2 separate regions of the Mus musculus genome follow, and region 1 is linked to region 2. The links are chromatin loops, found by intact Hi-C in ENCODE. Cell type or tissue: heart. All regions are shown on one strand. Each heading gives the region's core, and the rest is flanking DNA. Links, peaks and the distances in the headings are about the cores only. Region 1 holds the start of Dnpep (aspartyl aminopeptidase). Region 2 holds the start of Rnf25 (ring finger protein 25).

Evidence for each region. Hi-C counts contacts between places; a loop is a spot of excess contacts. Peaks named below come from ENCODE experiments on the same cell type or tissue, not always from the same donor. Only the 100,000 strongest peaks of a DNase experiment are listed, where the experiment ranks them.
Region 1: it touches region 2 in a loop (5-fold over the local background); 6 of 42 quality-filtered maps call a loop at or near these places.

What each region holds. Positions count from the first base shown.
Region 1 is chr1:75,310,106-75,322,150 of GRCm38, forward strand. Dnpep (aspartyl aminopeptidase) reads right to left here and starts at 6,912. Exons shown (of 15, transcript NM_016878.4): 1 at 6,786-6,912; 2 at 6,605-6,698; 3 at 6,436-6,524; 4 at 6,225-6,338; 5 at 5,840-5,965; 6 at 5,514-5,644; 7 at 5,240-5,315; 8 at 5,025-5,132; 9 at 4,259-4,336; 10 at 3,321-3,404; 11 at 2,300-2,460; 12 at 1,887-1,926; 13 at 1,687-1,788. The coding sequence starts at 6,698. In heart, for the core only: CTCF peaks have their summits at 7,025 and 7,985; DNase peaks (open chromatin) are centred at 5,086, 5,546, 6,956, 7,656 and 1 weaker place; H3K4me3 peaks cover 2,529 bases; H3K27ac peaks cover 2,872 bases.
Region 2 is chr1:74,596,022-74,608,066 of GRCm38, forward strand. Rnf25 (ring finger protein 25) reads right to left here and starts at 5,376. Exons shown (of 10, transcript NM_021313.3): 1 at 5,304-5,376; 2 at 3,045-3,119; 3 at 2,672-2,771; 4 at 2,509-2,576; 5 at 2,341-2,410. The coding sequence starts at 5,344. It overlaps Stk36 (serine/threonine kinase 36), which reads left to right and starts at 5,434. Exons shown (of 27, transcript NM_175031.3): 1 at 5,434-5,592; 2 at 6,008-6,180; 3 at 7,117-7,257; 4 at 7,376-7,453; 5 at 9,368-9,498. The coding sequence starts at 6,097. In heart, for the core only: no CTCF peak of the experiment used is centred there; a DNase peak (open chromatin) is centred at 5,390; H3K4me3 peaks cover 1,802 bases; H3K27ac peaks cover 1,273 bases.

The DNA of each region.
Region 1 (12,045 bases), core at 2,528-10,527, 710 kb after region 2:
GGGTGGTGCCATCCTGGCCTGGTGGTTCAGAGTTCTGTAGGAAAGCAGGCTGAGCAAGCCACGTGAAGCAGGTCAGTAAGCAACACCCTTCCATGGTCTCTATGTCAGTTCTTGCCTTCCGGTTCCAGTCCCGCTTGAGTCCCTGTCCTGCCTTCCTTCAGTGTAAGCTGAATTAACCTTTTCCTGCCCAGCTTGCTTTTTGGTCATGGTGTTTTGTTGCAGCAATAGAAACCCTGACTAAGCAAGGTATCGTTGTGACAGACCTGACCATGTTTTGGGGATAATTGTGGAAGGACTTTGGAACTTTGGGCTAGAAGAGCCAGTGAGTGTTAAGACCTCAGTGGGAAGTTCTGTAGGAGCTTGGAAGATAAGAATGTTGAGAGAGTGCAGAAGATGGAGGCCTGGCTTATGAAACTTCAGAGGGAAGAGTAGACTCTATCAGGGCCATCTGCTATTTTAAGATTCTGTGGTTCTGGTTTGCTGGGACTGATAGTGAAACTTTTACATTACAAGGACAACTGATGCTGGTCAGCTGGAGCTAAGAAATTAGTAGTGATTAGGAAGAGACCATCCCTGAGGTGAAATCTTCTGGGAAGTGTTTTCTGAGAGCACAGGGAAGCTATGTTTCAGAGGTGGCCAAGGTTGTACTTTGTGCTGCAGGCGGACTTGATAATGTGTAAGAGTCACCCAGGTGGTACTGGTTGTGAAGGCATGAAGGGGTCGTGGAGAGCAGCTGAGGCTTGGAACTAAGAGGCACTGAGAGGCCACTGGTGAAGGTGACTGGTGAAGGTGCAGCCTCAGTGGCAGTTGAAGGTTCAGGACTGAAGGGGTCATGCAAAGAAGTTGAGGCCCGGCCCAGCACCAGAAGAGCTTCAGAAGCAAACTGGTCTAGGTGAGTCTCTTCTCCTGTCCCTCTTGCTCTCAACTTGGGCCTTCTCTTCTGCTACTAGACTAACTCATTCCTTTTCCCCCTGGGGATCTTTCTGTTTGTTCCCTCTGGCTGAGATGTTCGCCCTCTGGACCTCCCCATGGTATTTGTTTCTCAGCAGCTGCCTCTCACTTCCTCCCAGAGACCTCTCTGTGAGTGGAATGATCAGACATTACATGGGACAAGATGGAGACACTGATGCAGAGACGGCCCTTGTCTGGTCCTGCCTCTCCCAGAACTTGGGTGTTGTCCATCGATGGACTGGCCTGGGCCAAGTCTCTGATGTGGAGTGTGTGTACTCATGTAGTGCCCTAAGGACAGTGATGGGTGATCTCAGGCCAGAGGGAAAATGAACACTTGGGGTTCTAGGCTCACCAGTCCTGAATCTTCCTTCTGGGTTGAAGTAAAAGTAAAGAAAGACACAGAGACATGGGGTTATAGAAGGAAAAGGGGCAGGACTAACCTACCAGGTGGCAGGAGTAATCCTTACAGAGATCAGCAGGGTAGGGCTCATTATCACCCTCACTTTACCAATGGGCACACAAAAACTCAAGACAGCTTAGCAAACTAGGCCAAAGTCACCACAACAAAGCCAGCACTGCATCTAGCTCTGCACCCCAAACCCCAGATCTTCTCATTCACTGGGACTCCCTCCACTAAAGTCTCTCTCCTATGCTCCTCACTTACTGGGAGCTCATCAGTTTATGTCTTTATTCTGCTCCCTCCACCAAGCCTTCCTAGAAAAGATGCACACTCACCTGCAGGGGCACCCCAACTTGGCCAGCCACCTCTCGAATCATGGACTCAGACACTGCATTAGAGGCGTAGCGCTGCTTGCTGTTCACCTTGATCACAGGACCCTGGCAAAAGTCCCAGAACAGAGATGATGTGAGGCCTGTGTGAACCACAGAGGCCAGAGTCGGCCAGGCCGCCACATCTTTGAGAAGCAGCATCTTACCTTATGGAACAAAGGCCGGTGGTTTTCTTCATGCTTGTCCCTGTGAGAGGTGATAAAGATCAGGATGGCACACTGTGGTGGGGGCTGTCAACAGCCACTACCCCTTCCAAGGCAGATGGCACTAATGGATCATGGCACTCTTTCCCACCTAGCCCTGCGTGTCCTCAAGGGCATCAGAACAAACGATTCAGGCAGATTCTAGCCATGAAAGGAAGCAAGGTCACAGACAAAGCTTACTTAATATATACACCCGGCTTAGGCAACACATGGCTTTGCATAAGTCTGGCCTTGGAATAATCAAATGGAAGACTCCTGAACCTCCCAGCAGATGGAGAAAGGCAGGCCCAGGAACTAGCCTGCAAGTGGGCTATGCCGCGTCTCTAGCATAAGTACTGTCTGGTATGAAGACTCACGAGTAGTTTGGGTGCACAGCATGGGCCATGTCTGCACTGATCATGAAGGACTTAGGTATGGCTTCCTCGAAGGCAGTCAGACGCTGAGGTGAGGCTGAGATGCGCCGTAGTATCAGCTCCGTCAGCAGGGACTGTGCTCCTTGTGCACTCTCTGACCCCACCTGGAGATGGCAGAGATTTGACTGTGGGAATCTGGACATGCGCCTGGACTGTAAAAGTGTTCAGGATGGCCCGGGATCCACCTGAGTCACTTGGTAGAGAGAAGTATCCTTAGAGACTCTCCTTTCTGAACATATGACAGTAGACTAGGGCCAGACTAATTCCCAGTCATTCATGGACTAGAAATAGCATTTACTGATGGAGGTTTCCACACTGGTCCCCCACATTTACACCCAGGGCTAGGCAGGTGTTAAAGCTATATAACTAACTACCCAGCTAGAGACAGCATTCCCAGTTTCCTTTGTAACTGAATGTGGCCACACTGGGTTCTGTGAATGTGAGCAATAATGAATTCCATTTCCAGACCACACTCTTGAAGACAAAGGCATCTATTCTCTCTGCCCTCTCCTTTACTGCTGACTGGGTATAGACATGATAGCCAGAGATGGAATAGCCAACTAGCATAATAGACCAGAGACCTATCCAAACCACTAGCTGACCCAGGGAGTTACATGAAAGAGAACATCTACCTGTCAAGCTCCACTATAGCATCTCAAGATTACAGCTAAACAACATAGCTGACAACCCGCTATGTGCCAAGCCACAGACCTGAAAGGATGACCTGTGTAGTGGCCCCATCCTTGGGGTAGGAATGCAGCAAGGTACACATAGAATACAGGCTATGGAATCCATTATAAAAATCTATGCAGGGCCAGGAGGGAACAAGTGCTATGGGAGCACTGGCAGCTCTCCTTCCTCCCTCTTTGGGGCCTCTAGAATGCCCTGGCTCGCTCTGAGTGTGGGCCACCAGGCAGTTACTGACTACTCCACTGAGGGACCTCTGCCCCAGCCCTCCACATACCTCTTCATTGTCGTAGAGTGTGACCATGCGCACATGTGGATCCCTGGCCAGAGAGGCAGGGGATGCACAGGAATCAATCAATGCCTAGATGGGGAGGAGACAGGCTCATTATCCCTGACCTTTGCTTCTTACAACTTTGTCTGCCAGGACCTGGGAGGGACATGCTGCCCTGCCAGGGAAGTGGGCTGGGCTCTCGCAACCTTTCTCTTAGGGTCCTGCCTGGCAGGTGGAGTAGGACCTTTCTAGTGGGATAAGTAAATCCATTCTCTGAGCATTTGCTCTCATACACTCCCATGCAGAAGGCAGGAGGATAATGTTGAAGACAGACTGAAACTATAAGTCCTGGGAGGCCAATGATTATGAAGATCAGTCAAACTGATGGGCTTCTGTTAACAGCTCTAGACATGTCCATGAACAACCCAGCTGGCTGGCTCAGAAGCAGACACAGGCCCCGGAGCTACAGTTACCACCCAAAGCCTATCTCCAGTCACAGACAGGCAGGGAAAGGCAGGTTAGAAAGCAGAGGAGGGGCAAAGGGTAGAAAGCTGAGAAACAGCCTGACTGGGGGAGAGAGACAGTGAAGAACATGAAGGTGACCAAGAGGTACAGACAGCCCTACTGAGGTCCCAAGGATCCCAAAGAAGGCTGGCAGGGGACAAGGAGGAGCTTTAAGTCAGAGGCAGAATGAGAGAAGCAGAAGAAAGTGAGAATTGTTTTTCATGGTGGCAAGGCCTGTTTTCAGACAGAGGTCATTAAGGAAAAGTAAAAGACACCATGGCACCCTGAACACTGTCAGCTCCTGGTCCCAGAGCAGCACAGTAATAGTGATGTCAAGGCTACAGTGCATGGGCCCTTCCCAGTGCCAACAGGGTGAAGGCCTGGCTAAGCAGCCATGTCTCCCCAGCTCTCGTGCTGCCTGGGCTGCTCTGGCTTCTCACCTGCAGGGCACAGAAGCAGCTGTGCAGATTGTCCAGTCGAGGAGCGAAGATGAACTCTTCATAGGCTCCACCCAGGACCTAGAAAGACAGGAGGAACACCTAAGTGCCCGGGCCCTCACCACTTCTCCCTGTTCCCAAGGGCCAGAGCAACTCTTGACTGTTGGCTCAGGAAACTATTCTTGCTGTTCAGCAGAGAATGAAGGCCAGGAAAGGGCATCCTACAGCATCTGACTTGTCTCAGAGGGGCAGGCCAAAGGAGGGCTAAGTGGTCAGTCACCAAAAAAAAGAAAAGCAGCCAGCGATGGTGGGGCACACCTTTAATCCCAGCACTTGGGTGGCAGAGGCAGGCGGACCTCTAAGTTGGAGGCCAGCCTGGTCTACATAGTTCCAGCATAGCCAGGGCTACACAGAGAAACCCTGTCTAATAAAAACAAAACAATGCCGACTAAAAGGAAGAAAACAGCTAACACAAACATAGGACCAAGGAGCCAAAGACTAGCAGCTCCCTACTTAGCACTTGGAAGGCACCAGGCCTCTTGCCCTCAGAGGTTCAGAGCAGACAGGGGCCATGTCACACATCACCCCCAGTCTCAGTAGGACGGTCTTCTGGGGAGATGCTCTGCTTATCTGGGAACTACTGAAAGCAGAGGAAGTGCCACCAACTGGGAAGAACAAGGATGAGACTAACTGAGGAGCTTCGGGGATATGCTATGGCTGACAGGGACCCTGGAGGACCCCACCACGAGGGCCTACAGCCACTCCTTACTGCAGGCTGGGTGTCTGCCAGGCAGAGCTCCATCTCCATGATGCTGTCAGGACTCAGGCCCAGATGGGTACAGAGCAGGGACATGAGGACCGAGTGGTGCCGCTCATCCTGTAAGGCAGGGGATGTTGGAAGGTGGACCTGCTCATCCTTTGCCCCTCTAGGGGACTGGTCTGCTCCCCTCTGCCCACCCTCTCCGGGCCAGGGGAGCTTCTTACAGTGGCACCGAGAGGCCCTGGTTCAGGAGTCCCTTTCTCCAGCTCTTCCTGAACTGCTGTGGCAAGAATAGGGACTCTGTGGGGAAATGGGTTGAGAGAAGGGAGAGGGACAGCCATGAACTTCTAGTCCTCCGACTGATTCCCAGCGCACTCCCCAAATGGATAGAACTGGTTTCCAAACGTGGAACTTGACCACTAAGGGGTGGTCCTCTGTTCCCCAGTGCCATATCCCACCCTCACAGCCATCACAACCCTGGCTCGAATGTGGACTCACAGGTGGATCTCTGTGTTGGGCCCAAAGTTCTCATTGATATTTCGCTGCAGATGGATGGCCAGATGTGGGATGCGCAGGATGGGCCGTTCTATATGGACGAGCCTCTGCTCCAGCCGGCCTGAGGTAGGGCACTGTGGCCAACCGGCCAGGTCAGAACTGGGCACCTCCCAAATCCAGCTGATAAAATCCCTTACTAAACCCAGAATAATCATGTCCCCTCTTCCCCACGAGGACTCTTCACTGGTACACTTAAGAAATGGGAAGACATTCAAGCTTCAGGCTGCCGGAAGTGAGAGCCTCCCCAGTTCCTAGCCCCTCGATACCACCTTGATAATGACGCGTCCAGCCAAGGTCAGGTCCCGGTCGAACCATGTGCTCCAGATCCCACCGCCGTAGGTCTCAACACCGACCTGGTGGTAGCCCACCTGGCTTCGGCGCGATTTGCGTTTCACCTGAGCGTAAGAATGAGAAAAAAGGGAATGTCTGAAAGACAACATCTGGAAGGGAGACTCAGGCAGTAAGTTATACAGAGCAGATAGCACATCAGTTGACAGCTGAAAGTGTATGTGGGGAACATGAGAGCATGGGGCGGGTCTACCTTCTTCCCGGGACCTTGGGATAGGGCCTTGCAAACTCTACCTCCAGGATCTCTTCTTCCCAACCGCCCCCCCCCACACCTCCCTTCAGTCCAAACAAGTCCTAACTTCTTACCCTGAGACAGGGACTGTCCGTGTGGGCCCCAATGAGGCTGAAGCCATTGCCAGGAACATACTGGCCCCCCACAGCAAAAGCAATGATGGAGGAGGAGTTTCTGGTTAAGAAGTACTGGGGGAGAGAGTTGAAAGACAGGGGCGTGAGTTGCTTTATGATCCGGGACACAGGCCTTTGCAATAGTGTCTGCCCCCACGCTATCCCTTAGTACCTTGTTTTCTGGTACGATATCCCAGCCCTCTGTTTCCTTGAGTTCACGGAAGCCAGCCTGGAGGAGGCGGCTGCGGCACTCAGCCACGACTGTAGGAAAAGGGCTCTCTCAGCGATGGAAGTTGGTCAAGTCACTCCCACTCCTAGCCTCCCTAACCCTGGTCACCTACCGTGGAAAGGAGAGGGACTCCGGTTCACGAACTTCAGGAGCTCTCGGGCTGTGGCCTGGATGGCCTCTTTCCGAGCCCTGCCGTTCATAGCCATCTACAGGGAGAAGTGGAGAGTTCAGGTGGCTGCCGGGTCTAGGATCCCTCTTTCAGCCCCCTAGAAATGAGAGCCCCAAGGCTCAACCTCTGCTTCCGAGGACTTCACTGGCGACAGATGTGGATTCCTAGCTCGATCGCTCTCGGCTCAAAGGTTCAGTCCCAGGGCAAGAGGACCTCCACCCAGTTTTGTCCCTGGAGTACAGGATCGGAAAGGCCCGCCCCCTAATCAGATAATCCACGCCCCGCCCAGCTAGGAAATCCCGCCTCCAAGAGGACCTCAAAGCTGGAAAGGCCACTAGCCGGCGCGCCACCGTGTCCGGAATCAAAGCACCACTACACCTGTCCCTTAGCCCCGTCAGTCACTAGACAGCCCTTCCGGCTCCGGGAAGGTCAGGCCACCTCGGAGGGTTTCAGTTTTACTTTGAAACCGGAGTACGCCCGTGTCAGCGCCGCCTTAAGCTTAGCTCCGAAAGGGCGCGCGGCCTGCCACCGAGCCGAAGTGGAGGCGGGACCGGCAACAGCAACACACCTGCATAGCCCCACCGCACTCCGCTCCAGGAGCCGGACTCCGGCCCGCCCCTGACGCTCCGCTCCTCCCTCCCGGATCAGGCCTCGCCTTCGCCGAGCTGTGGGCTCCGCCTCTCGTCAGGCCGCACCGGGACTCCGCCTCTACCAGGCCTCGCCCCGCCCCCGCTGCTCCGCGAGCTCCGCCCCTGTCAGGCCTCGGTCGGGTTCCGCCCCCTCCCGCTACTCGCTCAGCTCCCGTCAGGCCTGGTTCCAAACACGCTGACTGCTCTGTGCCAGTCAGGCCGCGTCCCGCCCTCACTACTCCGAGAGCTCCGCCCCTGTCAGGACGCGTTCCGGTTCCGCTCCCGCCTCACCGACCCGCCTTCCTCCAATCAGGCTGCGTTCTAACCACGTGGACTAGTCAGCTCCAGTCACACCGCGCCCCGCCCCACTGTTCCACTAGCTTTGCCCCGTTAGGAGCCACGTCTCATGACCCGCCCTCATTGCGCCACTAGCTCCGCCCCGTCACGCCTACTCTCCAGACCTTGTCTCCGCTGTCCGGGCTTCCTTGGCAGGCCCCGCCCCTGATGCCTCTCTCGCCCCGCCTCCATCAAGTCGAGTCCTCCAGGCGTTGACCCCCCCCCCTCCGCCCTTTCCTTTGTCAGCGGCCTCGAAGCCGCTGCGAGGCGTTCCGCTCCTGGAGCACCCTCAGGCAGGACGGCCCACCGCGGCGGCGGCAGCGCGCTCTAGCGCCCCGGTGGTGTTAGCACAGCCGCTGACTTCCATGAGTTTATGTTATGATAAACGTTATCGTATGTAATTCTCACAATTTTACTGTCAGCATTTTGTAGACAACGGAATTATGAGAGTAATCTGTCTCTAGTTACAAATGGATGGCACAGCTGGGCTTATGACTCCATAAATTAGTGTGCAGAGCCTAGAACAACTGCAAGAGACTTTCGTAGGCTTTTTTCTATCCTCTTTGGTTAAATGTTATGCTACTTAGTAGGTCTCAGAGGAACACAGAAGTCAGTGACCTTTTCAACACAGCTGTTTGGGTGGCCCTGAGGTTTGATTCTGATACTCATGATTTTTTTTTTCTTTCAGACAGGATTTCAGTTTTGTTCAGGCTTTTCCAGAGCTCACTATGTAGCCCAGGCTGGCCTCAAATCCATGGCAATCCTGCCTCAGTCTTGCAATTGTTGGAGATACAGGCATGAGCCGCCCCTACTGGCTCTTTCTACTCCTTAAAGCAGTTGAGGGGGGCAATTCCAATATTATGTTTCCATGTCAAGAATGTTGAATAGCAATCTTAAAACTCATCCATACATCGATGGATCAGGACTCTTGTGGCTTTGAGGTTCAAAACAGAGTCGACCTACCATGAGTGTAAAAATAGTCTTTCCAGGGATCACAGGTCTCTGGGGTGGGGGTGGGGGGCATCTGTTGCTTTTATACTTGGGATGGAAATGAACAGGGATAGATTCTGGAAAGGTCCTGCCACCCTCACTTCAAAGGGGGCAGTTTCAAGATCCGTTCAGTGGGTGACAGACTACATCTGTGTAGCTTCTTAATCATCCTTTAGATATCATTGTATCCCTACTCATTTGTACAGTTAATTAATTACTCATTAATAATTATGTAAGTCGCATTATGTATGAAGCTGAGTGCTAAGTGGACCATGGGAAGGATGTTCTCATCTGTTCTCTAAGGTCTGGTTACGTGGGGGAGGGGCTACATTCTAAGCTACTGATAGCTAAAACAGGGTATGGTTCTCCATATGAGTGGGTTCTGCATCGTTGAATCCAACTAAGTATTTGGGGTCCTGTGTATTAACTAAGCAGAAAGTACAGACATATTTTAAAAGTAGTATTTATGAGAGCGAGAGATGCTATTAAACTCCAAGTCATGAACATATGAAAGCCCGTCTCATGTCAACCTAGGAAATGTGAGTTTAAAATGATGTTCTGTTTTAATTGATGAGGTAAACAAAACCGGAAACGCTTGGCGATGTCAGGCATTGAAAAAGGCTTGGGGTAACACTTGCCTTTACACTCGATGTTCTGAAATGTAAATATTCCATATGGCTGTTTTCAAGCTATGAACGTGATGCCACTAGAGCTAGACACGGATTTGGGAAGAGTTGTACAGAAAAGCAAGCCACTGTGTGTGCTTCTGCCCGGCAGATGCACTGGACATAAGTAACCTGTACAGCAGAAAGTTTAAAATGTGGTACGATAGTGGAAAAGCTGATGGTTTTAAATTTTAACTGTCTCTGCAATATAATTTGCTTAATTGTACCATAATGCTTTGAGGATTGCTGCGGTTAACAACAGGGTCACCGAATCCTTGGGAATCTCACAGTCAGTTCTCATGAACTGGTGCAGGTCAGTACTCCACCCACACTCACCATCCTTGCTATGAAACATACTGCCAATGAAATACCAGACTGGGGGCTGGAGAGATGGCTCAGTGATTAGAGCGCACTGAGCTGCACAGGGACTGTCCCTCCAGCTTTGCTATGTCACCTCTGGCATCAGGCTGTGATAGTAGTTGCTTTGCAGAAACTTGAAGTCACTTTTGCTAAAAACATGGACTCATCCTTTGGACTTGTACTTCAGATTTTTGAATGGGTCAAAAGTCTTGGCACATCTTTCTTTCATATTGTCCCTGTCCCTGTAGGAGCCTATAAGGTGGAAGGAGAGAACTGACTTCTGAAAATTGTCATCTGCCCTCATGTTTGCCCTGGCATGAGCAAGTCCACACTCACACACACACACACACAAACCCATCACACACACACACATACATACACACACACACACATACACACACACACATATACACACACATATACACACACACATACGCACACTCACACACACACATACACACACACACACTCACACATACACACACACATACACACACACATACATACACACATACATACACACACACACACACACACACACTTTTAAATTGTCTAAGACTATAGTGCTGGATTAGTGCGGCCTGTCGCCATTACGGCTGTGTTGAGTATCTTATACCCTGCCCTTTTCCTCTCCAAACAGCTCAAGCACCTGCACTTCCTCAGCCTCATCAGGACGTTCAGACTAAATGAAGGGGCCAGGACATTTGTGTGACAATGAGTGACTTGGTGGTTCCTGGGTTAAGTCACTACACATTAGCCTGCAAGCCACAAGACCAGAATGTTTGTGCCCAAGAAGGAAAAGATCTTTTGAAATCTTTCCCATGACCAATGGGCAATTACTAAGCCTTAATCCATTCCAGGAAAATCAATGAAACTTTGCTGCTTGCTTCTGTTCAGCGAGCAGCAGCCTGATCTCCCTTTCAATCACTGCTCAGCATATTGCTCTGGCTCACATGAAGTTGGCTGACTCAGTCTGAAGCTATAGTAAAGATGCCCTGCTTGTCTGTCTTGTCTGCAATGCAATGTGACTTGGTATCCTCTCCCCCGTTTTCTTTCCCCTCTGTGTGTGTGTGTGTGTGTGTGTGTGTGTGTGTGTGTTGAGACAGGGTATCACCAAGTAGCCCACACTGCTCTTGGGCCATATCTAATTCATGCTAGCCTCCAACTCGCAGTGAGCCTCTTGCCTCAGCCTCCCCAACTATGGGATTATAAGACTTGATCTTATTTCTACTGTCTCTGTACTGTAGGATCTGCGTTATCTGGTATCAAGTTGGCCAACACAATCAGTATCTGGGAAGTTTTTAGAAATGGAGAAAATCAGGATGCAGTGGTTTGAATATGCCTGGTCCAGGGAGTGGCACTATAAGGAGGTGTGGCCTTGTTGGAGGAAGTGTGTCACTGTGGGGGTTGGCAATGAGACCCTCCTCCAAGCCACATGGGAGCCAGTCTTCTCCTAGTTGTCTTTGGAACAAAAGGTAGAAGTTTAAGCTCCTCCATCCCGCCTGGATGCTGCCATGCTTCCTCCCATAGTGATGATGGACTGAACCTCTGAGCCTCTAAGCCAGCCCCAATTAAATGTTGCCCTTTATGAGTTGCAGTGGTCATGGTGTCTCTTCACAACAATGAAACCCTAAGACACAGGGTTTACCAGTAGACATAAGACATTGCTAGATTTCTCTTTTTCGGAGCCGAGGACTAGACCCAGGTTGCTGTGGATGCTAGATGAGCACTCTACCACTGAGCCACACTTCCAGCCTGATTTTACTGCTGTGATTGAGACAGTGTATGACAATGTGACTCAGGCTGGCCAGGTAGCCATTATGTAGACCAGGCTGAACATGAACTCTTGTTTCTTCTGTCTCAGCTTCCTGGGTAGTGGGATTGTGAGTGGATACCACTCTTTGTTCTTTAAAAAACAAAATCTCAAAACATTCAATTTTACCAGTGAAGACTCAGAAGCCAGATGCTGGAGTGAAACCTGCCAGCTCAGAGAGACAGAGAAAGCACCGAGCTGACCTCCTTACTCTACCTATGTCCCATGGAGAAAAAGCCCTTTCTCCTCCTTCATGCTGTCTTAGATACCCTTCAACTCAGTGTCCCTCCTTTCTACCTCCTGGGTTTTCTTATGTTTACTCCCCATCAACTGGTTGCTTGCTCTGCCTCATGACTTATGGTTGACTTTATTCAATCCTGTTTACAGAAAGCTTTAGGATTAAAGGTGTGTGCTACAGCTGAGCCACACCACAACAAGAAACTGTTTTTTTTTTCCAGTTCACAAGCATGGTGTTCATAATGTGATTAAATATCCTGCAACATTTCTCTTCTTTTATCTAAAAAGAAGACTCTTTCTCTAACATCAATAAACTATATACTATCAGATAAGAATTACATTCACAATGTCCAG
Region 2 (12,045 bases), core at 2,274-10,273:
GACATGACGGATGTCACCAAGCCTAATGTTTTTCCTGCAAGGATCCTCTCCGCCACCTCTTCATTTGGCCTTCCTGGTTTCAATATCTAAGTCAATTACTTCTCTCGCTAAGTCACATTTAATATACTTAGAGATAAAAAATAATATACCTTAGAGATAAAAAATACCCAAGACTCGGGGCTGGTGAGATGGCTCAGTGGGTAAGAGCACCCGACTGCTCTTCCGAAGGTCCAAAGTTCAAATCCCAGCAACCACATGGTGGCTCACAACCACCCGTAATGAGATCTGATGCCCTCTTCTGGAGTGTCTGAAGACAGCTACAGTGTACTTACATATAATAAATAAATAAATCTTTAAAAAAAAAAAAAAATACCCAAGACTCATCGTCACTGACGCGTGACATGGTAGCTTCAGCTCCAACACCCAGGCAGCTGAGGTAGGAGGACTGCTTTGAGTGTGAGGCCAGCTTGGGTTACACAGTGAGACTGTCTCAAAAGTACAAAACTAAACAAGCACACCTCATTTCCACTTTTGTTTGCCTCTTTTGTTTTTGTTTGAACCAGGAGTCAGGCTCCAGAGATCCTTTTCCTTCAGATTTCCCTATGCTAGCCTTATTAGCACTCACCACTGAGCTGGGCCTCAGAGGCCTTCTTAACATTCTTCAGGGAAAATTCCCCCATGGGGCAATGCATTTGTTCAAATAGACAACCCAAATGGACAGCAAATTAAAAGCATCAAGTTGCTCTATGAAACGTGCATTTGCACAGCTAACACTATCGAGTTTCAGAAGATGCACTGGGGTCTGACCCAGGACAGGTATGTGCCCCCACCCATCTTCACCTTACTCTGAACATTTTCCTTCATGAACCCCAGTAGGAAATAAGGGTGACCATGCTTGTGTGTTTTTACTTTTTTTTTTTTTTTCTTCTTCGAGACAGGGTTTCTCTGTGTAGCCCTGGCTGTCCTGGAACTCACTCTGTAGACCAGGCTGGCCTCGAACTCAGTAATCCGCCTGCCTCTGCCTCCCAAGTGCTGGGATTAAAGGCGTGTGCCACCACTGCCCGGCTGCTTGTGTGTTTTTAACCTCAAACAAGAAAAGTTACCTATATATTTTGTTACTCTGCCTTTGTGTTATGTGAGTTGTTTACTTAACTAGAAAGAATATACAATTTTCTTTCTCTTTTCTAAAGATAGAGTCTGAGGTAGCCCAAGCCATCCTTGAACTTGCTGTGTAGCTAAAGGTGCTCTGAACTTATGGATTCTCTTGCTTCCACCTCCCAACCACTATGCCTTGGCTTATAATACCAACTACCAGGGAGACAGGGACAGGACGTCACCAGTTTCAGGCTTGCTTGACCACCTTGTAACTCATTCTCAGAATTACAAAATTTTAAAAATGTTACAGATATAGCTCAGTAGTAGAGCACTTGTCTAATATTTGTAAAGCCTTAGGTTGGAACCTCAGTAGAGAAAAAAGAAAAAGTACTGAAATTGAAGCAGAGAAAACGCAGGGCATGGGGACACACACCTTAATCCCAGCAGTTGGGAGGGTTCTCTCTTTCAGGCCAGCCAGAGCCACACAGTGAGACCCAGCCTTGGTTAACTAGAATCATCTGAGAAAATACCTCCATAAAAATGGCCTGTAGGCAAGCCATTGCCTATGGCAAATGCCTAGCACAATGTAAGGCATTTTCTTAATTGATGACTGAGGGGGGAGGGCTCAGACCATTGTGGGTGGGCCATCCCTTGAGTTGGTGGTCCTGGGAGCTATAAGAAAGCAGGCTGAGCAAGTCAGGAAGTAGCACCCTCCATGGCTTCTTCCTGCCTTCAGGTTCCTGCCTCCAGCTACTGCTCTGACTTCCCTCAGTCATGGACTGTTCTTTGGAAGTATAAGATGAAATAAATGCTTTCTTCCCTAAGTTACTTTTGATCATAGTGTTTTTATCACAGCAATAGAAACCCTAACTAAGACCAAAAATAAATAAACAACAAAAAGAGAAAGAAAAGAACTAACTAAATAAAATAACAAAAACCCTACAACAAGGTCAAAGAGGAGAAGTACTTTTTCATCAAGATGCTTAGAACCAACAACCCAAGGGGAGCTACTCAACTGTAACTCTCTGTCTCTGTCTCTGCTGTCTGTCTCCCCCCCCCCCTCTATATATATGTATGTATGTATGTATATATATATATATATATATATATATATTCTTTTTTAGATACATGAGAGTTATCTTTCTAGACTAATTGAGGCCTTATGCAAACAAACACTAAATGTACTGGCTATAGATATAATGTTGCCTGGAAGGAAGGACATTTTACCAGGCCGTCACACTTTACCTCAATGAGTTCATAGAGCATGGCAGTGCCTAGTCCTTCCTTGGCCACATGGCCCAGGGCCTGTGAGATCCTGGAAAAAACCGGAGAGGTCAATATTAAAGCGACCCCCTTCCTTCCACAGGCAGAGCTGAATTCTGAATTGTCCCTGCTCCAACTAGCCTTACTTACTTGTGGATCTGCTCATCTGAAAGTCCTCGAGGGTTACGGATGGAGATCTGTGGAACCTCGTGGGGATACTGATGCAGAAAAGCAACAAACAGCCATCAAAGTGATGCCCGCTCTAGGGACTCTCCCCTCGCCTCCATCTGCTACTGTGTGGAAGAAGAATCACCTGGACTGGGATCCGAAGAACCAGAGTAAAGCAGACAAACTGCGAATCTTGGACCTCTGCGGTGGCAGGGTGCAGAGTGATAAAGATCTCCCATGGTGATCTGCAGGGGGATGAAGTGAAAACGAAGGATGTGACTAGGCAGGGGCTTGAGAGCTAAGGAGGAGGGGGCGAGACAGTAAAGCAGGTAGAGGAATGCACGCTGGACTTGTTTCTCTGTGGTGGTGGCGGCGGCGGGGGGCGTGGGGGGGGCAATTAAAGGAATAGTAGTTAAACTTCACCTCTGTGAGGGGAGGCTCATCGTATCCTAAGTCCAGATTCTGTGCAGAACTCTCTCACGGCTGAGACCCCTGCCCACCCCTAGCTGAATACGTACCTGCCATTCCCTTTCATCACCTGTAGCTCATCCAGATAGATAGACTCTAATACTTCAACTTCAGAGGGAAGGACCCTGGAGAGTAAGGGGGAGACTGAGTCACCATTGCAGCTCTTCCTGCTGAAGCTGCCAAGGTTGATGAAGTCTGACTTAAAAAAAAAATCTGCCTGAATACATTCTCTGGCCAAATTATTTTTTAACATGGGGAAATATTTCTTCAAGTAGTTGACTGGCCAGGTAGAAAGCATGGGAATTAAATTTTTAGAGATCACACTGCTAACTTGAGAAAACACATTCTCAGAGAGTTAAAACTAACCAAACCTTAACCCAGGAGGAATGGGACCAATCAGAGCCAGGTCCTGGTTCCCTGCTTAAATTTCTACAGCTTAAGTTATCCTTTAGTGGGTTTCCCTCTGTCCTACATATATGACACCCATTCATTATTAACAAGGTTATCAATACTACTGCTGCCTACCTATACAACTGTTTAGCATGGATCCCTGTGTTCTGAGTACTGCCAATAACCTTGCCAGCACCAGCCAGTCTAAGCATCCTCAAAGGACATATCAGGTTGAACAGGTCTAGGTAGTATAAAAGCTATATTGCATTAGAAAGAGTCATAAGCCTTGTAGCTAATAGTAGAGCAGAAACTACTTACCAAGCTATGTGGTCAGGTTACTTATATTTAGAAACCTGAGTTACACTGTCTACCACCTAGTGATAATAGAGCATACTCACTAGGGCTACTGTAAGAGATAAATGATTTGTTTATATAAAGTGCACAAATGTCTGAGACACAGTATCTAGTCTAGGTGATCTACCCCCTCCCTTTAAAAGGAAACCGAGAAGGGCAGTCTGAGGACTGAGTGTGCACATAACCCTGGATGCCTAGTTAGCCCTGATCAGAGTTCATGGCCCCGATATAAATCAGAGGGTTCACATTTAAACATAGAAAAAACAGCTGTAATGACATCCAAGAAGAGTGATTGTCCACAGCCCTACCCAGGTGATATGAAACCTGTATCCACTTTCTTATACATTTCCTCTCCATCTAGAGGAAGCACACCCCAGTATCATTTCTATAGTGATGGTTATTATTAGCATTCTTCTTAAAGCTTATTTTACTACTACTACTACTACTACTACTACTACTACTACTACTACTACTACTACTAAAAGACATTCTGGCTGCTATAGACCAATGCAGCCACTGCTACTCTGTCATGGCTCAGGTGTCCCTTCATAATCTTAGAAGTCACTCACAACAGTGAAAAGCACTAGTCTGGCTGGGCTCCCTAAACCAACGGAACACAGAGGTGCAGTCTCAGTTAAGACTTCCTTCAGTACTTTGCCCACCTTAGGTCACCTGAGCCTTGGATGTAAGATACAGACCTAAATGTAAATAAGGTCATAGGTTACAGGTGGAGGTGGGGGTGGGGTGGGGATGGGGGTCCGAAATAGGCTGTCCTAATACTAACAGTATAAGGCCTTAACTCAGACAGATGTCCTTTGGTCTCTTGAGGTTTTATACTTCAGCAATTAATGAAAAGCAGGCCTATGGATATTACGAATCCATGGTGATCCATCTTCCCAACTACTCTATGAGGTAATGCCACACCCACTTTTTTTTTTTTTTAATAGCTGACACTGACTCGCAGGAGCTAGCTGGTTTGGTCAGCATCACATCAAGCTAATTAAATATGGAGTGAGCACATTTTTATCTTATGTCCAAAACCCAAAGTCTTTAAAGGCTTTTGGTTTCTTATTAAGAATGCTCGAGAGAATAGGAGAGCTTATGAGGGGAGTAAGGCTTTTCTGACAATAGTTATTAGTGCTATCAGGAATATGGGAAGATTGAGGAACGCGTAGGCAGAAATGGACTGGTCCAAGGGGCAGGATCCTAGGGGCACGAGGAGGGCGTCCGTTCCGAGAGGCGGGAGGTGTGATGAGAAGCCATCCTCCAGGGCCCAGAAAAATCACATCAGGGAGAAGTGGGGAGGGGTAGGCCCGTAGTAGGGAGCAATGGGGTCGATAAGGCGTGGGCCCAGCTGGCAAGGCCGCCGTAGACCCAGTCCCTTCTCAGATCAGCGTCCCTCCTCCCTCCGTTCCCGGTCCAGTAGCTCGCCTACGAAAGGATGTCTCTTCTATCCCTCGCCCCTTGATCCACCCTTTATGCCCGTGGTTCGGACGGTCCGAAGCTGTTGCTAGTTCCCGGCACCAGATCCAGGCAGCCAGCCAAAACCTATGACCCAAAGTTACCAGTCCTCTTCCCCAGCAGCTGTCGACGCAGACGCCGCCATGTCTTCTCCGGCTCTTGGCCGGAACCGGAAACACCTTTTGGGAAGTTAGAGGCGGAAAACTAGGGCGGGGCGGAGTAAAAGAAAGCTGACGCCGTTTCTAGGCAACTGAAGACTCTAGATCCTTTGTGGGGCCTGCTAGCCAAGCGACAGAAGTGCCCTACAAAGTGCCAATGGGCGGTTCGCATCTGTCACACACCTCTGAGAGCTTTGTCCTTTAAACTTCTAATCAGTTCCAGGGAGTAAAACTGGTAAGAGTGGGGAAACTAACGAGAGCATCAATGAGGAATGGAGAAAAGTAACGCAGGCAGCTGGGAGGCCCCGAGCAACTAGCCTGAACTCAGCCTGGGGAGCTTGGAGCGTCTAGACTGGGAGCAAGTTAGGGGACCTCTGCTCGGGGCCAGAGTGGCGGTGCTGGGCAAGCTGAGGGTGTCAGGAACCTGGGAGAGTATAGAAGGAGCGTGTGAGCATCGCTGGTGGAGAGGGGAAAGGGAACACCGGTGTGCTATGGGCACCTAACCTGGGTGGGGAGGTGGGGGTGGGGCTGGAGACACTAAGACCTGATCATCTTTCCACCCTGGTCATGATTTTGAGGCCTTGGTTATTGTGAAAAATAGAACAAAGCAAGGTTGATAACGTGTATCTTTCTCCCATGTTATGAGCCAGGCCTCCCAGATGTGTGGAACTACCCCTGGATCTATAGCTCTTTGTCACCGTCTTCTTTCTACCTTCTGAGAGACCCCGAAACCCTTGCCATGGAAAAGTACCACGTTTTGGAGATGATTGGAGAAGGCTCTTTTGGGAGAGTGTATAAGGGCCGAAAAAAATACAGTGCTCAGGTAGTAGACAAGGATATCTTTTAAATGGGATTTGGTGACCCACGTGTCCAGTAAAAACGTGGGACAGAAGGGCTGCACGGTGTTTATTTCTAGACCCTGACACCAGCATACTTCCTAGGGTATACAGGCCCAGAAATTTGACTTCTTGGAATCAGATCCCAGCCTTAGAACTAGGAACAAACTACCTAACATCCCATGCTTCCATTTCCCAAACAGTACAATGGAGGAATATTGATAGGGTCTGAGGATCAAATGTGTTTCACACTTAATCACTTAATACAATGCCTGACACCTACTGAATGACAAAAATGATCACTGTTCTTTGTATTACCTAAGAAAAGATAACACCTTGAAATCTGGTCTTCCATCTTTACCTTTTCCTTCTCCTTTCCCCAAATCTCACGCTGAGTCCTTTGCTTAGGTCAGAAAACCTCTCCCAGAGTCCCATCAAAGGAATCTATTTGCCAGTAACTGTTTCCCTTTAGTGATGGGCTGACAAAGCCAGAGTACATCCATAGTACCCGGGGGGGGGGGGGGGTTGAGGTGGGGGGTAAGTATGTGTTCACATTTATACTAAGAGTTGATCAAGAAGTATAAGTCTTGAGTTGTGGAGCTCTAAGATAAAGCTTGAAATATTTGCACAGAGAGAGAGAGAGAGAGAGAGAGCACACCAGTGAGTTTTATTGGGGTTTCTTAAACAAGTATAAGTGACGGTTTACTTACAGGATCAGAAATGACTCACAGACAGCTGTAACACCAAAGCCCGCCCCAGCATGTGTGATAGCCCATGCAAGCCGGACACCTCACACTTACAGCGCTGCTTAGAGGCAGCCTGACAGAATGGAGAGTGTCTCTGGCAGCTCAGCCAGTATGAGAGTTTCTTTGCACTTCTTGATGGTGTAGTTAGGCCTTGACTCTTCACTTTACCACTGGCAGGTGGTGGCCTTGAAGTTCATCCCCAAACTGGGGCGCTCAGAGAAAGAGCTGAGGAATCTGCAACGAGAGATTGAAATCATGCGGGGTCTGTGGCATCCCAACATTGTGCATATGCTCGACAGCTTTGAGACTGACAAAGAGGTATGTTTTGACGGTATTGGGCTTGGGTTGCCTCTCTCCAAGCCCAAGGACCCCAGGCATTTCCCAACCACAGAGTGCGTGACTGTTCTTTCAGTGTCATGTTGCCTTCTCCTCACAGGTGGTGGTGGTGACAGACTACGCTGAAGGAGAACTCTTTCAGATTCTGGAAGATGATGGAAAACTTCCTGAAGACCAGGTATGCTTCCTGGCTCAAATGTTCCCACACCTTGAATCTCTGTCTCGGTGAAGAGCTAAGATGCAAGCTGAGGGTGTCAAGAGTCGGCTTATGTGTACGTGTGCGTATGTGTCTGCCTTTCTCTTTATAGTGTGTGTACGTATGAGGGTATGTTTGTGTATGTGCACGTATGTGTAGGTGCGTGTGCTCACACATGTGCATGCATGTAGAGTCCAGAGGTTAAGGTTGCTGTCTTCTTCCATTGCTTTCAATGTTTTGAAAGTCGATCTCTTACTGAGCCTGAAGACTATTGATGATTGGCTGGACTGGCTCGCCAGCAAGCTCTAGGGATCTTTACCCCCTCCCCAAAACATCAGGGCTATAGATGTGAGACGCCAGGCCCAGCTTTTAACGTTGATGCGTTGATGCTGAGAACCCAAACTCAAGTCCTCACAATTGTGCAGTGGGCATTTCACCAAGAAAGCCATCTTCTCAGCCCTGACAATTCTTATTTTATTTTATTTTATTTTATTTTATTTTATTAATGTATGAGTCTCTGCTGCATAAATACCTGCAGGCCAGAAGAGGGCATCAGATCTCCTTATAAATGGTTGTGAGCCACCATGTGGTTGCTGGGAATTGAACTCAGGACCTCTAGAAGAGCAGCCAGTGCTCTTAGCCACGGAGCCATCTCTTCAGCCCCTTACAATTCTTCTTAAATGTGTTTTTTTATTCTATTTTAATTAAATTTTATTTATATGATTACACTATCGCTATCTTCAGACACACCAGAAGAGGGCATCGGATCCCATTAAAGATAGTTGTGAGTCACCATGTGGTTGCTGGGAATGGAACTCAGGATCTCTGGAAGAACAGTCTGTGCTCTTAACCACTGAGCCATCTCCCCAGCCTGTGTTTAGTTTCTTCATTGGTAAAATGAAGATAATAATAATATCTACCTTGTAAGGCTATTTGAAGATTAATAGTTTAATTCATGAAAATGATAAATAGCCACTATTAATGTTGTGGATGTTGGTTATTATGCCTTTAAGGAAGAATGGCCAGTCTTAGAGCAGTAAGAGAAGCTTACCATTAGGCTAGGATTCACCCTTAGGACAAAGAGGCCGGCAATAGGGTTTGGTGGAAAATGTCCCTACAATCACTCTAGGGGTCTCTTTATACTCTTAACAAGTGGGTACCCTCCAACCCCAGAAATCTCATCACTGCTTGTAAATAGTCACCTTAAACCGGGTCTGTGTGGCTCAGTTGGTACAGTACTTGCCCAGCATGCATTAAGCTCTGGATTAGATTCCCAGTATTCATAAAACTGGACTTGGTGGCACATACATATAATCTCAGCGCTGGTGAGAAAAAGGCAAGGGAACCAGAAGTTCAAGGTCATCCTCAGATACGTAGTGAGGTCAAGGCCAGCCTGAGGCCTGTGAGGCTCAACTAAACCCCACTAAACAAATATCATTATCTTCCTGACTTGTTTGCCTTGTTTGAGGGGTCGTGTATCTTGAGAAAAGGAAGTTTCCCTTATTTAAAACACTTGATGTGCACAGACTATTTTCCTCATGCCAGGTGCCCTTCTGATGATTGATTTACACGATTTAACTCCATTATCTATACTCTAGCCCTTGGTGGTATGAACTGTATCCTCACCTTATAGATAATGACTCTGGGAAAGCACAGAAGAACTTGTTCATGGTCCTGTAGCCAATAAGAGAGATACAATAGATTTTCCTTGAATAAATGAATGAGCAGATAAAAGGATGAATTAAGGGGAACAAAAAACAAAGAGGCCATAGAGAACGGTGAAGTTCTAGAAGAGAAGGAAAGAACAGAAAATCACTTCAGCCTCAGCTCCAGAAGTCTTTGGCTTGTCAGCTGGCTCCGTCCTCTGACCTTGTTTCTCACTTGTCTGACCTCTAGGTTCAGGCCATCGCTGCCCAGTTGGTGTCAGCTCTGTACTACCTGCATTCCCACCGCATCCTACACCGCGACATGAAACCGCAGAACATTCTTCTCGCCAAGGGTGGTGGCATTAAACTTTGTGACTTTGGGTAGGATTTCTGAGCTTCCATCTGTGCTGCTTCTTCAGGGAGTCCTAGACTCTCCACTGGCCTTACGTAAGAACCGTGCTCCAGCTCACGTTAGAACCAGAGCTGGAGACTGGGGCTTTGGCTGGGCCTTTGGAACTAATTGAAGGTACTGTGTCTCCTTTGGTTCAGGTTATCCCATAGTTAAGACATAGAAAGTGGCCAGATTTAAACTTATTATGGACCTCATTATGGAACTCACTATGTATACCAGGCTGGCCTGGAACCCAGAGTTTCATAGGCCTCTGCCTCTCAAGTTCTGGAATTAATGGCATGCACCACTGCCCAGCTTAATTTTCTTTTTAAAAATATCTATCTATCTATCTATCTATCTATCTATCTATCTATCTATCTATCTATCTATTGTAATGTGGAGCTGTGGAGACCCATGTGACATGGCCTGCTTACAGGGGCCAGAGGACAACTTGTAGGAGTCAGTTCCCTCCTTCTACCACGTGGGTCTTTGGGGTGGAACTCAGGTCATGAGGCATGGTGGCAGATTGTGGGGAGCGGGTGTGGCGGCAGTCCCAAAGGCGCCAGGGACTGCAGCTAAGTCATATGACTTGCACCTGACTTCCTCATATAAGACACAAACATCTTGAGAGCTGCGCAGGTGTACCAGGATACTGGTGAATCCATTTTGATGGAGATTTGCCCCTGCTGCCCTGATTAGCTGAAGCTGCGTGCCTGGTGAGGGGGCGTGGCCTGCTGTGCGTGGATGGGAACTGAGAGTATAAAAGAGTGAGAGGCCCAGGGTTCGGCGGAGATATAAAAACAAGGGAGAGATATAAAAACAAGGGAGATATAAACAGGGGAGATATAAACAAGAAGAAATAGGACTGAATAAACGTGTGCAGAAGGATCCTGTAGCAGCGTCGTTCTTCCTGGCCAGTTGAGTGCGCGCAACAAGTGGTGCTGAAACCCGGGAAGAAAAACTCGGGACGGGACGAGAAGACCTGGGACCCAGGACAAGGGACAAGAAACATCTTCAGGCACGAGCGAAGACCCCCTGCTACAGGGAGGATTCAGAACTGCATAACGGGGAAGAAGTGGTTAATAAAGGTTCCCGTAAAACAGAGTGTTGAGAAGGATCCGGCGTGGATTCAGAACTCTTCAGCTGGGGAAAGGTACTGATGAAGAGAAAGAAGAGAGATGAAGACTGAATAAACTGCTGTTAGAAGGACTGGTGGTCGCGTCGTTCTTGCTGGTTGAGAGTGGGCGCGACAATTGGTGGCCCGTACGGGGAACCGACTCCCCCACCGAGTTCAGAACTTTCAGCAGTCAGTGGTTGCCGGAAGGGTAAGTTCACAGTGAGTGAAACTTGCGACCCCAGGAGTTTGGGAAGGACCTCGGATAAAATAGAGGCGAGCATAAAGTTGCCAGGAAGCAGGCACATAACGAAAGGTTCCCGGCTTTGGGACAAGTTAAGGTTCCTGGTTTGGGGACAAGTTAAGGAACTATGATAACCTCAGTGTAGTGATCAATAGATCCTCGCTGTGTAGTTATGCTTTTTTCTCCCATTGACCCTTTGTGGGTAGGTCTGATAGTTTTGGTCTTGTTTGTTCTGATATATGGACTCTGTTACTGTTTGAATCAAGAGGCAGTCAAGACAGGTCAGAAAATCCTTACAGAGCAACAGGAAAGTATGTCGGAAAAGGAGAAGGGCTTTAAAAGAAAAAGGAAAAAGAAAGAAGACACAGTAAAATCAGGTGAACAGAAAGGACGAAACAAAAGAGCCGAGGCGGAGGAGGAAGGCGAATTAGCTTCTGTGCCTCCTCCCTATGCCTCCTCAGCAGTGAAAACTTGACTCTCGTATTGACTCCCCAGATGGACACACAGGTGATTGAAGTTATGGTCTCATCACCACGAGGTATTGTGTCCATCCCCCCTGGGGATCGAGTAGATCAGTGTTGACGTGGGCGAGAGGGTCTGTTTGTGTGTTTCCACAGGACCAGACGGAACCTCTTTGGGTGCTGGAGAGATTGGTGAGACACTGCAAGAATGAGGCTCCTGATCCAGTTGCCCCTGTGGATGTGGTGGATGATCCCACAAGCACAAAGGATGGAGCCGAGATGAGAGATCCTTTCGGTATTCCAGAAGCCGATACCAGCTCGACATGACATTCAAATTTTTCCATGCTTTTTGATCCCTGAATTTCCCTTAAAGAGATAGCCCCTCTGGCCATCTATCCCTTGCTTCAGGGAAGATGAGCGGGGATGAGAGCCCTGGGATGTATGCTTGTTATAGTGTGTGTGTGTTTTGTGTTTGGCACATGTGTTAGGTACAGAGTGTGCGGCCTGCACTTTTGCCATGGTAGCATAGGCTTTTGCTGCAGTGGAGGCGGGACAATCTCCTCAGATTCGGTTTGCCGCTCTAAAAGAAATTATGCTGCGTTATGCCGTGGGGTGCGAGGCTAAGCACTGCACAGAGGATAGCTGCTGTTGGCATCCTGTGGAAGGCATGTCTGATTGCATGAAGGTTCAGTGTCCTAGTTCCCTTCCCCCAGGAAAA